3 separate regions of the Homo sapiens genome follow, and regions 2 and 3 are each linked to region 1. The links are chromatin contacts, found by Hi-C or POLR2A ChIA-PET in ENCODE. All regions are on one chromosome and are shown on one strand. The core of a region is the stretch at or near the end of the contact, and the rest is flanking DNA. Distances in the headings are between cores, read along the strand shown. Region 1 has its middle 30 kb from the start of GAREM2. Region 2 holds the start of HADHA (hydroxyacyl-CoA dehydrogenase trifunctional multienzyme complex subunit alpha). Region 3 has its middle 16 kb from the start of RAB10.

Evidence for each region. A loop is a pair of places that touch in the nucleus more often than their neighbours do. ChIA-PET counts read pairs that join two places held with the same protein, here RNA polymerase II (POLR2A). Pooled maps may share reads with other maps.
Region 2: a loop to region 1 is called in a pooled map, with 2.2 times the contacts of the local background. The contact joins the promoter of HADHA here to the enhancer-like site in region 1. A Hi-C loop is called at or near these places in 2 of 50 pooled maps. POLR2A ChIA-PET finds 5 or more read pairs at or near these places in 2 of 52 experiments (HEK293 and activated T-cell).
Region 3: a loop to region 1 is called in a pooled map, with 2.0 times the contacts of the local background. The contact joins two enhancer-like sites. A Hi-C loop is called at or near these places in 1 of 168 maps with a recorded cell type or tissue (heart right ventricle) and 1 of 50 pooled maps. POLR2A ChIA-PET finds 5 or more read pairs at or near these places in 5 of 52 experiments (H1, RWPE1, T-cell and 2 more).

Annotation. Positions count from the first base shown.
Region 1 is chr2:26,141,165-26,145,849 of GRCh38, forward strand. It overlaps the pseudogene EMP2P1. Among named protein-coding and RNA genes, the nearest start is that of GAREM2, 30 kb to the right of the region's middle. Within about 2 kb of position 3,052, at least 4 of the 41 ENCODE cell types and tissues checked have a DNase peak (open chromatin) inside an H3K27ac peak, as active enhancers do.
Region 2 is chr2:26,242,944-26,247,170 of GRCh38, forward strand. HADHA (hydroxyacyl-CoA dehydrogenase trifunctional multienzyme complex subunit alpha) reads right to left here and starts at 1,689. Exons shown (of 20, transcript NM_000182.5): 1 at 1,587-1,689. The coding sequence starts at 1,653. It overlaps HADHB (hydroxyacyl-CoA dehydrogenase trifunctional multienzyme complex subunit beta), which reads left to right and starts at 1,996. Exons shown (of 16, transcript NM_000183.3): 1 at 1,996-2,047. RefSeq lists enhancers at 1-45, 1,531-2,211, 2,066-2,165, 3,024-3,751.
Region 3 is chr2:26,016,346-26,020,470 of GRCh38, forward strand. No RefSeq gene overlaps it. Among named protein-coding and RNA genes, the nearest start is that of RAB10, 16 kb to the right of the region's middle. Within about 2 kb of position 1,911, at least 25 of the 41 ENCODE cell types and tissues checked have a DNase peak (open chromatin) inside an H3K27ac peak, as active enhancers do.

The sequences.
Region 1 (4,685 bases), core at 1,802-4,301:
ACTCATTTCCTACCCACCAGGCATTGTCGATGGTGGCGATGAACAGCAAGGCCGCAGAGGTGATGTGGAAGGCGACGGTGAAAGTAAGAAGCACCAACATTTTCATAGGGCAGGGCGAGGCGAGGGGTCACGTTTAAAGCCCAGAGCGGGATGTGCCGGCGCTGGCCGCTACGCAGGCTGCTGGACCGATGGACCGGCTGGGGTGCGAGGCAAGGCCGCCGGGCTGTTTTGAAGCTCTGGGCTGAGACTGTGCACCCTCCCTCCTCTGAAACCAGGGCTTCTTGAAATGGCAGATTCCAAGTTTGTGTCAGGAAAGGGGTAAAATGAGCCTGAAATAGCTGATTACATCAGATCTCAAACTCAAAATCTAGGGATGTTATCAAGATGGCTTGGGAGTTAACTTGAAGATGCTCACTCTGGCTAAAGATGGGACAGTCTGAACCTGTTGAATATGTGTAAATCCATGAGTTTATGATGATACCAAACACACATGCACACACCCCTAATTGGTCACTATTGGAGAATGCCAGGGAAATAGCTCTTCCCTCCCCCTACAACTCCTCTGGTGGTAAGTAAAAGAATCAATAATTAATCTTACCTTCCTTATATGAACTATACCACTGCGTAACTGAATAGTCAACAAGATGAAGTTTCTCTGTACAGAAGTATTCCAACAACAACCAAAAAGAAGAAGTAATAGAGTCTTATCTCACAACCTCTGATGAATTCATGGATCTAGGCAACGGTCGATGGCTACTAACATCACAAAAAGATCCAACAAAACAGACATTTATGTTCCTTCTGACCAAGAGCACCATGCTTATGAGGAGGCCATGCCTGATCAAAAGATCAGATCTGTAGTTTAGAGCCAACTGCTAATTTATAGGAAAAACGAGCACAGAACATGTTATACTAAATCAATCAACAAAATCCAGACCGTAAACTTTACAGGACAATTGCTTCAGCCTCTTCAAAATTCAATTTCAATAGGTAGAGAGAGAAAAGCAGGCAAAGCTGAACTATAGTGCGTTTAGGAAAGTACAGCATAATATACTAATGTAAATTAAGAAAATCATTATCCTAGAAGTCAGGATAGGGATATTATTATTATTACTATTTTGAGACAGAGTCTCGCCCTGTCACCCAGGCTGGAGTGCAATGGCATGATCTCGGCTCACTGCAACTTCTGCCTCCCAGTTTCAAGTGATTCTCATGCCTCAGCCTCCCCAGTAGCTGGGATTACAGGCACCCACCACCACGCCTGGCTAATTTTTATATTTTTAGCAGCGATGACATTTCACCATGTTGCCCGGACTGGTCTCGAACTCCTGACCTCAGGTAATCGGCCTCCCACTCAGCCTCCCAAAGTGCTGGGATTACAGGCGGGAGCCACTGTGCCCGGCCAGGATAGGGATATTCTTAGCAGAGGGTTCCTAGGATAGCAAAATCTTTTCACATGGATATTGGTTGCAAGGGGGTTTGCCTTATAACAATTTATTAATCTACCCATTTGTTTTATTAAGTTTTAAAATTTGTATTATAAGGGCTGGGCGTGGTGGCTCATGCCTGTAATCTCAGCACTTTGGGAGGCTGAGGTGGGTGGATTGCCTGAGCTCAATAGTTCTAGACCAGCCTGGGCAACATGACGAAAATCTGTCTCTACAAAAAATAACAAAAATTAGCCAGGCATGGTGGTGTGCATCTGTGGTCTCAGCTGCCTGGGAGACTGAGGTGGGAGGATCAGTTGAGTCCTGGAGGTTGAGGCTATAGTTAGCCAAGATTACACCACTGCACTCCACTCCACACTCCAGCCTGGTTGATAAAGTGAGACCCCCATCTCGAAAAAAAAAAATGTATTATAAGTTTAGCCCTAAAGGGCTGTGAACGTGTGTGTCTACGGTTATACTGGGTAGCTCCTAGTCTCTAAGACCATAGAACCAGTCTTAAAGGCTGTGCACCAAGATCCGGGTGTGCCCTCCAAAACAACAACAAAAAAGATTGTGCATCAAGACCAGTGCTCAAAATTAGACTTAAAAGAATTGGTCTGCTAAGGCCCTGTAGTCACTGCTGATCAACACAGACATCACGCCCCAAGAATTGTCCCTGCTGCCTCTGAAAACTGGCTGCCGCCAGTGCCAAAACTCCTGCAAAGGTGGATGGATACTGTATGGATTCTGCTTTGTTTCAGTGGCTTCTTGTTCACAGTCTGGATGGTTATTGGTTGGTGAAGCCCAAAATACATGCCCCTGCCCCAGGTGCCAGGGAAGTGGGGAAAAGGGAGAATCTCTTGTTTTCAGCTTCAATAGTGGGAGGTGGCCTCTGACTCTAAGATGGGGGATTTAGGTAACTGGATGGGCAAAAAGAGTGACAAATATCTACTATGCCAGTGGTGTGCAAACTTTACTGCACATTAGGGGAGTGCTTTTAGAAATACAAGCACTGGCTCTGTGCAGTGGTTCATGCCTGGAGTCCCAGCACTTTGGGAAGCCGAGATGGGAGGACTGCTTGAGGCCAGGGGTTCAAGACCAGCCTGAGGGTATAGTGAGACACTTTCTTTACACAATAAGCAAACAAACTAATGCCAAGGTTGCACCCCAGAATTCCTGAGATGATAGTGGCTTTTTGTTCGTTTTTAACTTCCTATGTGATTCCCATGTGCAGCCAAGTTCATGAACCAGTTCCCATACCCTTGCTACTCAAAGTGTGTTCTTCAGATCACCTGCATGGGAATCACCTGGGAGCTTCTGAGAACTGCAGCTGCTCTGCACAATTCACATCTATGATTACACAAAAGCCCCAGAGGAGTCTCACACAAATTACAATTTGAGAAAGGTGGCCCTATGCTATTTTCCCAAGGCCAGCCCGAATCCCACCAGCAGGTATATTCCCCACTTCTGAGCAGAGCAGTTGCCTTTCTCTTCTAAATCCCGAGAAGAATACATTTGGCCTGCTTTTCCGTTGGGCATTTATTGCCTACTTCCTTGTTTGTGGTTAACTGGCTTATCTCTTTAATGGATTGTGAGCGAGTGGTGGGCAGGGACTCTAGTCCTTTTTGTGTTTTCACAAATCTTATTGCATTGCTGTCCACGCAGCAGGTGCTCAGAACATGCAGTGAGTGAACCGGTGACGTTCCTTCAGCTTCCCTCTCCCATCACATTCAAGCAGGGGATGCAGCGGCCTCCTTTTCCCCACCCCCACTTCCATACATTCACAGTCCCATCTTGATTCAAAGGCAACTTCAATTATAACTTTTAGTCTGGGCACAGTGGCTCACGCCTGTAATCCCAGCACTTGGGAGGCCGAGTCTGGTGGATCACTTGAGGTCAGGAGTTTGAGACAAGCCTGGCCAACATGGTGAAACCCTGCATCTACTAAAAATATAAAAATTAGCCTGGTGTGGTGGCACGTGCCTGTAATCCCAGCTACTTGGGAGGCTGAGGCAGGAGAATCACTTGAACCTGAGATAGGTATTAGTAAGCCGAGATCATGCCACTGCACTCCAGCCTGGGCAACAGAGCAAGACTGTCTCAAAAAAAAAAAAAGAAAGAAAGAAAAAGAAAAAAGGCGGGGCCTGGTGGCTCATGCCTGTAATCTCAGCACTTTGGGAAGCTGAGGTGGGAGGATCACAATGTCAGGAGTTTGAGACCAGCCTGACCAACATGGTGAAACCCCGTCTCTACTAAAAATACAAAAATTAGCCAGGCATGGGAACGCATGCCTGTAATCCCAGCTACTCAGGAGGCTGAGGCAGGAGAATCACTTGATCCTGGGAAGCGGAGGTTGCAGTGAGCCGAGATCACACCACTGCACTCCAGCCTAGGCAACAGAGTGAGACTCCGCCTCAAAAAAAAAAAAAAAAATTTAAAGTTCAAATTTATTCTTACTACTTCCGGGTATTGGATACATTAGTTGACTCCTGTGAATCATTTCCTTGTCTCTAAAGGAGATGGACTCGAAAGCTCTCCAACAGTTCAATGGAAATATTCTACAATTCTGTAGTCCACCTTGCTGGATTAGCCAGGACTCCAATACCCCAACTCTTGTGGGGTTGGCAGTGGGGCTTGCATGGAGAAACTATAAATTAAACGTAGGGTCGCTCCGCCACCGTGTGACCAATGCTGGAAACTGCATTTCTTCAGTGTGCCATGAGAGATTTCTCAAAAGCCCATCAAGATTTTAGGGTAATATATAGCCACACAAAATTAAATGATCTCTCCCTACCCCCACCAGCATGGCAGACACGGAATTTTAAAAGTATAAACCTACAAAGATAAAAATTAGGGAGCAAGAGACATCAGCAAGTGAGAATTAAAATTTTTATGTATGTAAATATTAGTCTTTAAAAAATGGAAGATGGAAAACAGAGCTAACTGACGTGGAGCATAAGTTACAACCTCATTGTTTTCAAAGGGGGATGTCGATAAGAAGTGGGTATATTTTCTCTGATGGGATCCCAAGAGTTCCAGGATTTATAGGTACCAGTTACCATGGACAACTGAGGCATATGGCAATGGGCTAAAAATGGAGCAAGGAAATAACGGATCCCAAGTGTCCCTTCCCACCCCTCACAGCCAGGAGTTGCTGTCACCCCTCTTCAAGCCTTATTATTTGCAGAAATGAAACTATAGAGGCTTCAGATGTGAGGCCACCAGGCCCAGAGAGAGGTGGAGGTGAGTCATAGTATC
Region 2 (4,227 bases), core at 439-2,938, 100 kb after region 1:
GGTTTCACCGTGTTAGCCAGGATGGTCTCGATCTCCCGACCTCGTGATCCGCCCGCCTGGGCCTCCCAAAGTGCTGGGATTACAGGCGTGAGCCACCGCACCCGGCCCAAACAATGTTTATTAATTGCTCTGTCATGCTACTTCTCATGCAAAGGAAATCCATCATCTCAATCATTCATTTTGCAGATGAGGAAAATAAAGCCCATTTAGTTTAAGGCATTTGTCCAAAGTAACACAGCTAGTGACTAGAACCACGTGCCCTGGCTACCACTTCCGAGTGACATCAGCTGCCGATCCATAAGAAATACCTTCAAACCAATGCAGGGGTAAGATAAAAATTACACGTTACTTTTCAAAAGTGTTGTGAAAATAGGGGAAAAAAACCACCAAACCTGTAAGGAAACATAACCGAAGGCTAACCGTAGGTAAGCATATGAGTAGTAAGACAATGGGTGATTCGTTTTTTTTTCATCTCTTTCCTCAATCCTTACAGCATTTCAATGTTCTATAATGTGCTTATGTTATAATTGGCAAATACATGCTACAGTTTTGTGGAGACTAAAAACAGCTGTTGAAAAAAGGGAGCAGAAAAATATTCAATCATTAAAAAAATCCCCTTACAGTAAGGGATTTCAGCTACTTGTCTAAAAAAAGCATACTACTTCAGCGGTTCCGGAAGAGGGAAGAGAGGTAATTCATATTACAAATTAAATTAAAAGTTAAAATTTCTAGTTAAGTAACTTATTAAGCACAACATGCAATAAAACGTTGTCCACTTTTGACTTTACAGATTTGGGATGGAAAGAAAATGCAACGTTTCCTACAACCACCCACTTTAACCCTTTCACTGCCAGTTTGAAAAGGAAAAACACTAGCTAATACAGGCTGACTGGGAATCATCAGATTACAAATCGTTCTCAGAACGATCTAACATTTTATTGCTTAAGGTAGAGGTATTAGCGTATTTTTAAAGTGTGTCTTCCAGTAAGTTGCAGAACTTCCCGCTGAAATTCAAAATACTATACGTTCACACTGACATTACTGAAACTGCAAGAGTTGAGCTCCCTACTTGATTGGGGTAGTAAGCACAAAAATGGTTTTGAGGGAACGGAGCAGGGAGGGGCAGTGATCTGCAAGGCTGATTAATCCCATACAAGACAGCGCTTGTTGCGGGGTAAGGTGCTGTTTTTAAGACAGCTCTTGTTGCGGGGCAAGGTGCTGTGGAGCCACAAAGATGCGACAGAATGGATCCCGATTCTCCTGGAACTCCGGATCAAGAAAATATGAGGGGCGTGAGCCCAGAAGTGCGACGCAAGAGACCCGCGGAAAGGTGACAGAACGAGTGGCACCAGACTCAGAAAGTTGGGGAGTTAGGAAGCCTGAAATCGCCGCAGGAGTCGTGAGAGGGGAAGTGACAGTCTCTTCAGAAGGTCACGGGAAACCGGGTCCCAGGGCAGTATCCCCACAGAGGGCTGCGTCTCCGGGCTGGGGCAGGCGGCAGCGAAAGGGAGACGCGGCTCCGGGGCCACCCCAGTCCCGGCAGGAGTTCTGCCCGGAGGTCTGGGATGCCCTCGGCCAGGCCTCACCTCGGGAGCGGAGGATCCTGAAGGCAGAAAAGCGGCTGAGGATGCCAATCGCCCGGCAGGCCACCATCTTGAGCTGAAGAGGACAGCAGTGGAGAGCGCCTCTAACGGGTGCGGCCGAGCGGAGGACTTTTCTCCCGTAGCCTGGCAGCCAGGCGCCTGGAGCACTGCCTGACTAAAACCCAGATGCCGAGTGGCCGCCGGCCCCTTAGCCCTGCCCCTCGCTCCTGGCTAACATGGCCGAAAGGTCGTATTCTCCGGGGGAGGACGGGGGCCCGGAGAGGAGGGGGTGGAGTGCCTGGTTTTCCAGTCAGGCGGCCGGAGGGCAGCCCTCAAGAACGGCCCTGACCGCCCGCGGGGTGAGGGGCCCTTTCTGGGCAGGACCCGCCCCTTGGTCCCGCAGAGCCTTGGTACTTGGACCTGAACCTTGCTCCGAGAGGGAGTCCTCGCGGACGTCAGCCAAGGTGAGACGGCGAGCCCTCAGCTCTCCGCCCGGGCTTTCCCAAAGGCGAGATTCCACTTCCTTCCCCGCAACTGTCGCCGGTGCCCCCGGCCCCCTCCCCTCCCTGGGAAAGTGGGAGTTGAGGGAGCGGAAGGAAACTCCTCGGACAAGGTCGGCAGTGCTAGCTGCAGTTAGGACAGTGACTTGGACTAGCGTTCCAGCTGAAGTTCGGGACAGTAGTGTCACCTGCGCCCTAATTTATCATCACAAGTTAACGAAGTCTGGGGGTGTGGGGGTGTGTGTGTGTGTGTGGGTGTGTGTGGGCGTGTGTGGGCGTCGGCCTTAATGTAACCCTGGTCTGCGTAGAAGTGTGTGTTGTTTCGCCTGCTTCCCCTGTACCCAGGTCGGCGGCTATAGAGATTGTGGACGGCGCCATGGGTTTGCCCGATTTCTGCTGTAAAGAATAAGACTAGGTCAGGTGACCTTTCGGGGCTTGAGTGTGGGAGGAACGGAGACAATCCTCCATCCGGCTCCGTTATCCAGATAATCCTGCGCTCTCGGGGGTTTTCCGATCTGGATGATTATCTATCTGGTCGTTCACACCTCAGCTCACTTAAGCGGTGAAGAAACTGCCTACGAATCAGAGAGAGTGATTTTACCCATGGCCATATGTAGTAGAAATAAGACTGGAGCCTAAGTCTACTAACTCCTAGTGAAGAGTTCTTCATTGCATGGTAGCTGTTTTTGTGCTGGAATGATGGGCTGGAGTCCTGGAATAAAGTGATTGATTTCAAAAGGAAGTCACATTGAGAGCCTGCTGTGCTCTGGTCACCTTCATACCTTTTTGTTTAGTCCTCACATTCCCCAAATTATTATCATTTGCATTTTCTAGATGAAGTTTGGGAAGCTCAGAATATATACATTTTCTAGTCTGTGACAGACCTAGCATTCAGACATAAGTCTGAGTCTCACTACTCGCCAGACTGACAGCTCTGCAGGACAGGAAACAAGGGGCATCGAAGTTAAGACTGAAATGAGTATAGAGACAGAGTAGAGAGGTTTCTGTTTAAAGCTCAAGTTGCATAGTGAGTGCTCATCATGTGAGCACTTTAAGCAGAAACTGGATGACCTGACCACTTCTGAATAAATTGCAAAAAGGATTCTTGATAATCTTACAAGGTTTTTACAGTTCAGAGCCTGCCTCCTGCCCATGTAATGCTTTCTTCAACACCTAACTGCGTGTAACACTTATTATTTAGGTCAGAAGTGGTAAATTTTGTTGTTGTTGTTAAAGGTCCAGACAGTAAATAGTTCAGGATTTGCAGGATCACTTTGGTCTCTGTTATATATTGTTTCTTTTGTTTTGTTTTGTTTACAACTTTTTTTTTTTTTTGAGACAGTTTTGCTCTTGTTGTCCAGGCTGGAGTGCAGTGGCGCGATCTTGGCTCACTGCAGCCTCCTCCCGGGTTCAAGTGATTCTCCTGCCTCAGGCTCCCGAGTAGCTGGGATTACAAGCGCACACCACCACGCCGGGCTAATTTTTTGTATTTTTAGTAGAGACGGGGTTTCACCATGTTAGCCAGCCTGGTCCCGAACTCCTGACCTTAGGTGATTCGCCCACCTCTGCCCCCCAAAGTGCTGGGATTACAAGTGTGAGCCACCACGCCCGACCTTACAACTCTTTAAAAATGTGAAAAACTATTTTTAGCTAGAGGCCCGTGTGTTGTAGTTTGCCAATCCCTGATTTAGATCACTCATTTGGCTCCATTTTTTTGCTCCCTGTGCTTTCTCTACAAAACTAAGCTCCATCAGGGCAGAAATGTTATAATGTTTCTTTGATCCCTAAGCACTTTAGTCCAATGGTTTATATAGAGGGAAACAGTACATTTGTATCACCATCTCTACTGGTAATAGCAAACACAGGTATACCCCTAACTGTGTATCAAGCACTGTTTTAAGTGGTGTGTGCACGTGGGTGTGCGTGCGTGTGTGTGTGTGCGCGTGCGCGTCCTATGTGGTTAAGTAACTGGCTTAAAGTCATACAGCTAGGGTGAATCAGGATTTGGACATAGTCTGGCTTTAGTTCTCTTAACCATTACGTTGTGTTTCAAAGTTGTAATAATGAGCTGTTAGAGCCACCCCATCTTGCTTTTGTTTTCATTACTTGCCTAGACTCTTCTTCCTTTCCCTTGCTCCCAGGTG
Region 3 (4,125 bases), core at 661-3,160, 130 kb before region 1:
TCACCAAGCTGAAATTAAGTTTATCTGACCTTCTAAGAAATCAGGAGAATGAGAGATAATAGCCAAATTTCCAAAAAGGCCAGTTTTAGCCAGCGTGATAAGGAAGTCCCCTCTGCTTTAACCTTTATGAGAAAAGTAACTTTGAAACGACGAATCCACTTTTCGTTTTGTTTCTGCTTTCTGTCTCTAAAACCAACCTCCTCTGCTCGGCTCATGGGAACATTCACTCTGCCTTGTAGAATGAGATATTGCCCAATTCTGGAATTTCAAATGAAAGCCAGTTAAAATGTTTAAACTAAATTTGTTGGAATTTTGTCTTTTGACGTGGGAATCAGTGGGAAGGTATTGGGACTCTGGTGTGAATGCCCAGAATCAAGAGTGGAGAGCTGGGCAGAGCTTGGTCTCAGGCCTAAAAGCTTTGATATCAGTACAGTTTGAATAAGAGCTGGTCCCAAGGAACAAGGCAAAGTGAAAGACACTGATTTTTTTTTTTTTTTTTTTTTTAGATAGAGTCTTGCTCTGTCGCCAGGCAGGGTTGCAGTGGCGCAATCTCAGCTCACTGCAACCTCCGACTCCCGGGTTCAAGCAATTCTCCTGCCTCAGCCTCCTGAGTTGCTGGGACTACAGGCACATGCCACCATGCCCAGCTAATTTTTTAAATTTTAATAGAGATGGCATTTCACCATGCTGGCCAGGATGGTCTCGATCTCTTGACCTTGTGATCTGCCTGCCTTGGCCTCCCAAAGTGCTGGGATTACAGGCAGGAGCCACTGCACCCAGCCTTTTTTTAAAACAAGGTCTTACTCTGTCGCCTGGGCTGGAATGCAGTGGTATGATCTCAGCTCACTGCAACCTCTGACTCCTGGGCTCAAGCAATCCTCCCACCTCAGCCTCCTGAGTAGCTGAGACTACATGCATGCACCACTGCACCTGCCATTTTTTCCGGATTTATAGAGAGAGGGTTTCGCCATGTTACCCAAGCTGGTCTCAAACTCCTGGGCTCAAGCCATCCTCCGGCCTCAGCATCCCAAAGTACTGGGATTATAGGCATGCACCACTGCACCAGGCAAGGACACAGATTTTTATTGTTCACCCACAAAGTGCTTCACATGCACTACTTTGTCTGACCCTCACGACAACCTGCAAGGTAGGTATTGTATTCCTACTGTACGGATGAGAAAAACTGAGACTCACAAAGGTTAGTTACTAGCTCAAGATCATGTATGCCTCAGTGGCAGGGCCAGGATTCAGAGCAGGGTGGCCTGGAGGTCTGAGGTTGGAAGCAGGTGTCACCTTAATGACTTAGGAATGAGGTCAGTGTCTGTGTCCTCCAATTATGGTGCCAGGCTCAGTCTCTACGAATGCCTGGAGAATATGTCAGCACTTACTGTAGCTTCATGTTTAGGCCAAGAAAAGGCTGAGATGAGATGATCCATGAGAGTTTTTCACAGAAACACAGACCAAACACAGAAGCAAAATCTTGGTCTTCATATTGCCCCAGACTTGTTCTCTTCTGGGACTGAACCTAGTGTTAGAATCCTGCTCTGCAGGAATAGGGGGGTGTCTTTACATTTCATTCTGGTTATTTGCCTAAAGCAAATCCCAGAGATACCCAGAGAGGGAAGACTTTCCTCTGCAGATGGTGGAAGATGCTGGCGCCCAGGCCATCCTATGTCATCTGTATCCAGACACAGATTCCAGATCCCTGTTCATGCCTCTGAGGACATGGAGCGGGCCTTTTAGCTCTCTTCAGAGCTAGAGTTTCAGGCATATGGTTGCTGCCCTGGATGACAAGGGTAGCACATGGGTGGGAACTCCAGATGCATGTAAGGGAGCAAGAAGCTGCCCACTGAGGAGAATGCTGGGATAGTGCAGGGCTGGGCTGGCCCAACTAGTTCAGCTCAGCCAGGAAAGGGCAGGTCAGATCTGGCTCAGCAGGGGAGGCTGTGTCGGGGAGTGGTGCTGACTCAGGGCCTGGTGAGTCAGGTGACAGCCAAGGACAGCTGTTGCCTGGGTGTTTTTAGAAAACTTTGGCTGCCAACCACTCTCTCATGGGTGCTTCTGCACCTACTCAGAAGCAGGCAGAAAAAAGGAGGGCATCTTCTGTATAAGAAGCTCTGGGTGAGGGGTATTAATATCTGGCTCTACTTATGTTGATCCTTCCCATGAAGTACCTAGAAAACGGAGCAGAAATTAATTGAGAGGCTTCCAAATCCCTTCTGAATTCTCTGAAAATCACTTATCTTTTCTGCTTAGCTCTTTTTAGGCACCTTGCCAGGTATCCAGCATAGAGGTTAAGAGAGCAGGCTCTGAAGTTAGGAGGGCCTGGGATCAAAACCTAATTTCATCATTTATAGTTGTATGACTTAGATCAGACTAAAAACAACTTTTAATTATGGAAAGCTTCAAATATATATGAATGACACACATTAGTATGATGAACCTCCATATACTCATTATCCAGCTTGAATAATCATTAACCCACTGTAACTTTATTTCATCTATACTCTACTTATCCCCTTTGCTCCCACTTATTTTGAAGGAAATACCAGGCATCATCACATTCCATCTCTTTTTTTCTTTTTTTTTTGAGACGGAGTCTTGCTCTGTTGCCCAGGCTGGAGTGCAGTGGTGCAATCTCAGCTCACTGCAGCCTCCTCCTCTTGGGTTCAATGATTCTCCTGCCTCAGCCTCCTGAGTAGCTGAGATTACAGGTGCCCGCCACCATGCCTGGCTAATTTTTGTATTTTTAGTAGAGATGGCGTTTCACCATATTGGCCAGGCTGGTCTCGAACTCCTGATGTCAGGTGATCCACTCGCCTCAGCTTCCCAAAGTGCTGGGATTACAGGCATGAGCCACTGCACCCCACCTTCCATGTCTTTTCACATCTTTTTCTTTTCTTTTCTTTTTTTTTTTTTTGAGATAGAGTCTTGCTCTGCTGCCCAGGCTGGAGTGTGGTGGTGCAATCTCGGTTCACTGCAACCTCCGCCTCCCAGGCTCAAGCAATCCTCCCACCTCAGCCTCCCTACCAGCTGGGACTACAGGTGCATACCACCTTGCCCTGCTAATTTTTGTATTTTTTGTAGAGACGGGGTTTCACCATGTTGCCCAGTCTGGTCTTGAACCCTGGGCCTCAAGCAATGTGCCAGATTTGGTCTTCCAAAGTGCTGGGATTACAGGTGTGAGACACCATGCCCGGCCTCTTTTAACCTATTTAAACACTTGTTTCTTCATCTGAAAATGGGGATGATCATAGTTCCTACATCAATGTATTATTGTGAAGTCATGCCTCTAAAGGGCCAGAACAATGCAGGAACTCCATAAATGAAAACTCATGTTGTTAGATAAAATATAAAAATACCCCAGGCATGGTGGCTCACGCCTCTAATTCCAGAACTTTGGGAGGCTGAGGCAGGAGGACTGCTTGAGGCCAGGAGTTCAAGACCAGCCTGGGAAACATAGTGAGACCCCATCTCCACTTAAAAAAAAAAAAAATTAGCTGGGTGTAGTGACTCACACCTGTAATCTCAGCTACTTGGGAGGCTGAGGCAGGATGATCACTTGAGCACAGGAGTTTGAGGCCACAGTTAGTTATGATTGAGCTATTGTATTCCAGCCTGGGTGACAGAGTGAGACCCGCCTAAAAAGAAATTAGCTGGGTGTGATGGCACACACCTGTAATCCCAGCTACACGGGAGGCTGAGGCAGGAGAATCAGCTTGAACCCAGGAGGCAGAGGTTGCAGTGGGCCAAGATGGTGCCACTGCACTCCAGCCTGGACAGAGCAAGACTGAGTCTCAAAACAAGCAAACAAACAAACAAGCAAACAAACAAAAAAGGGAGCCTCTGCAACTTTCCTATCTCTTTGCCTGTGTCCCTCTTTCCTCCTGGTGACCCTCCCTTCCAGCATCTGAGGACTCTGCCCTGCCAGCACGAGGCCCACTGCTGACATCATGACAGGGTTAGGATGACTGCCCAACCTGTCTAGGCCTCAGGATGGGCTGGGAGCACAGGTCACCTGAACCTGGGGTAGAGGGGGCTAGAAAGAGGCAGTGGAGACCCAGGAAAGAGGAACCGAGGCTGCAGCAGCCTTGGAGGGCAGGCAGGAGCCAAGTTTCAGCAGAG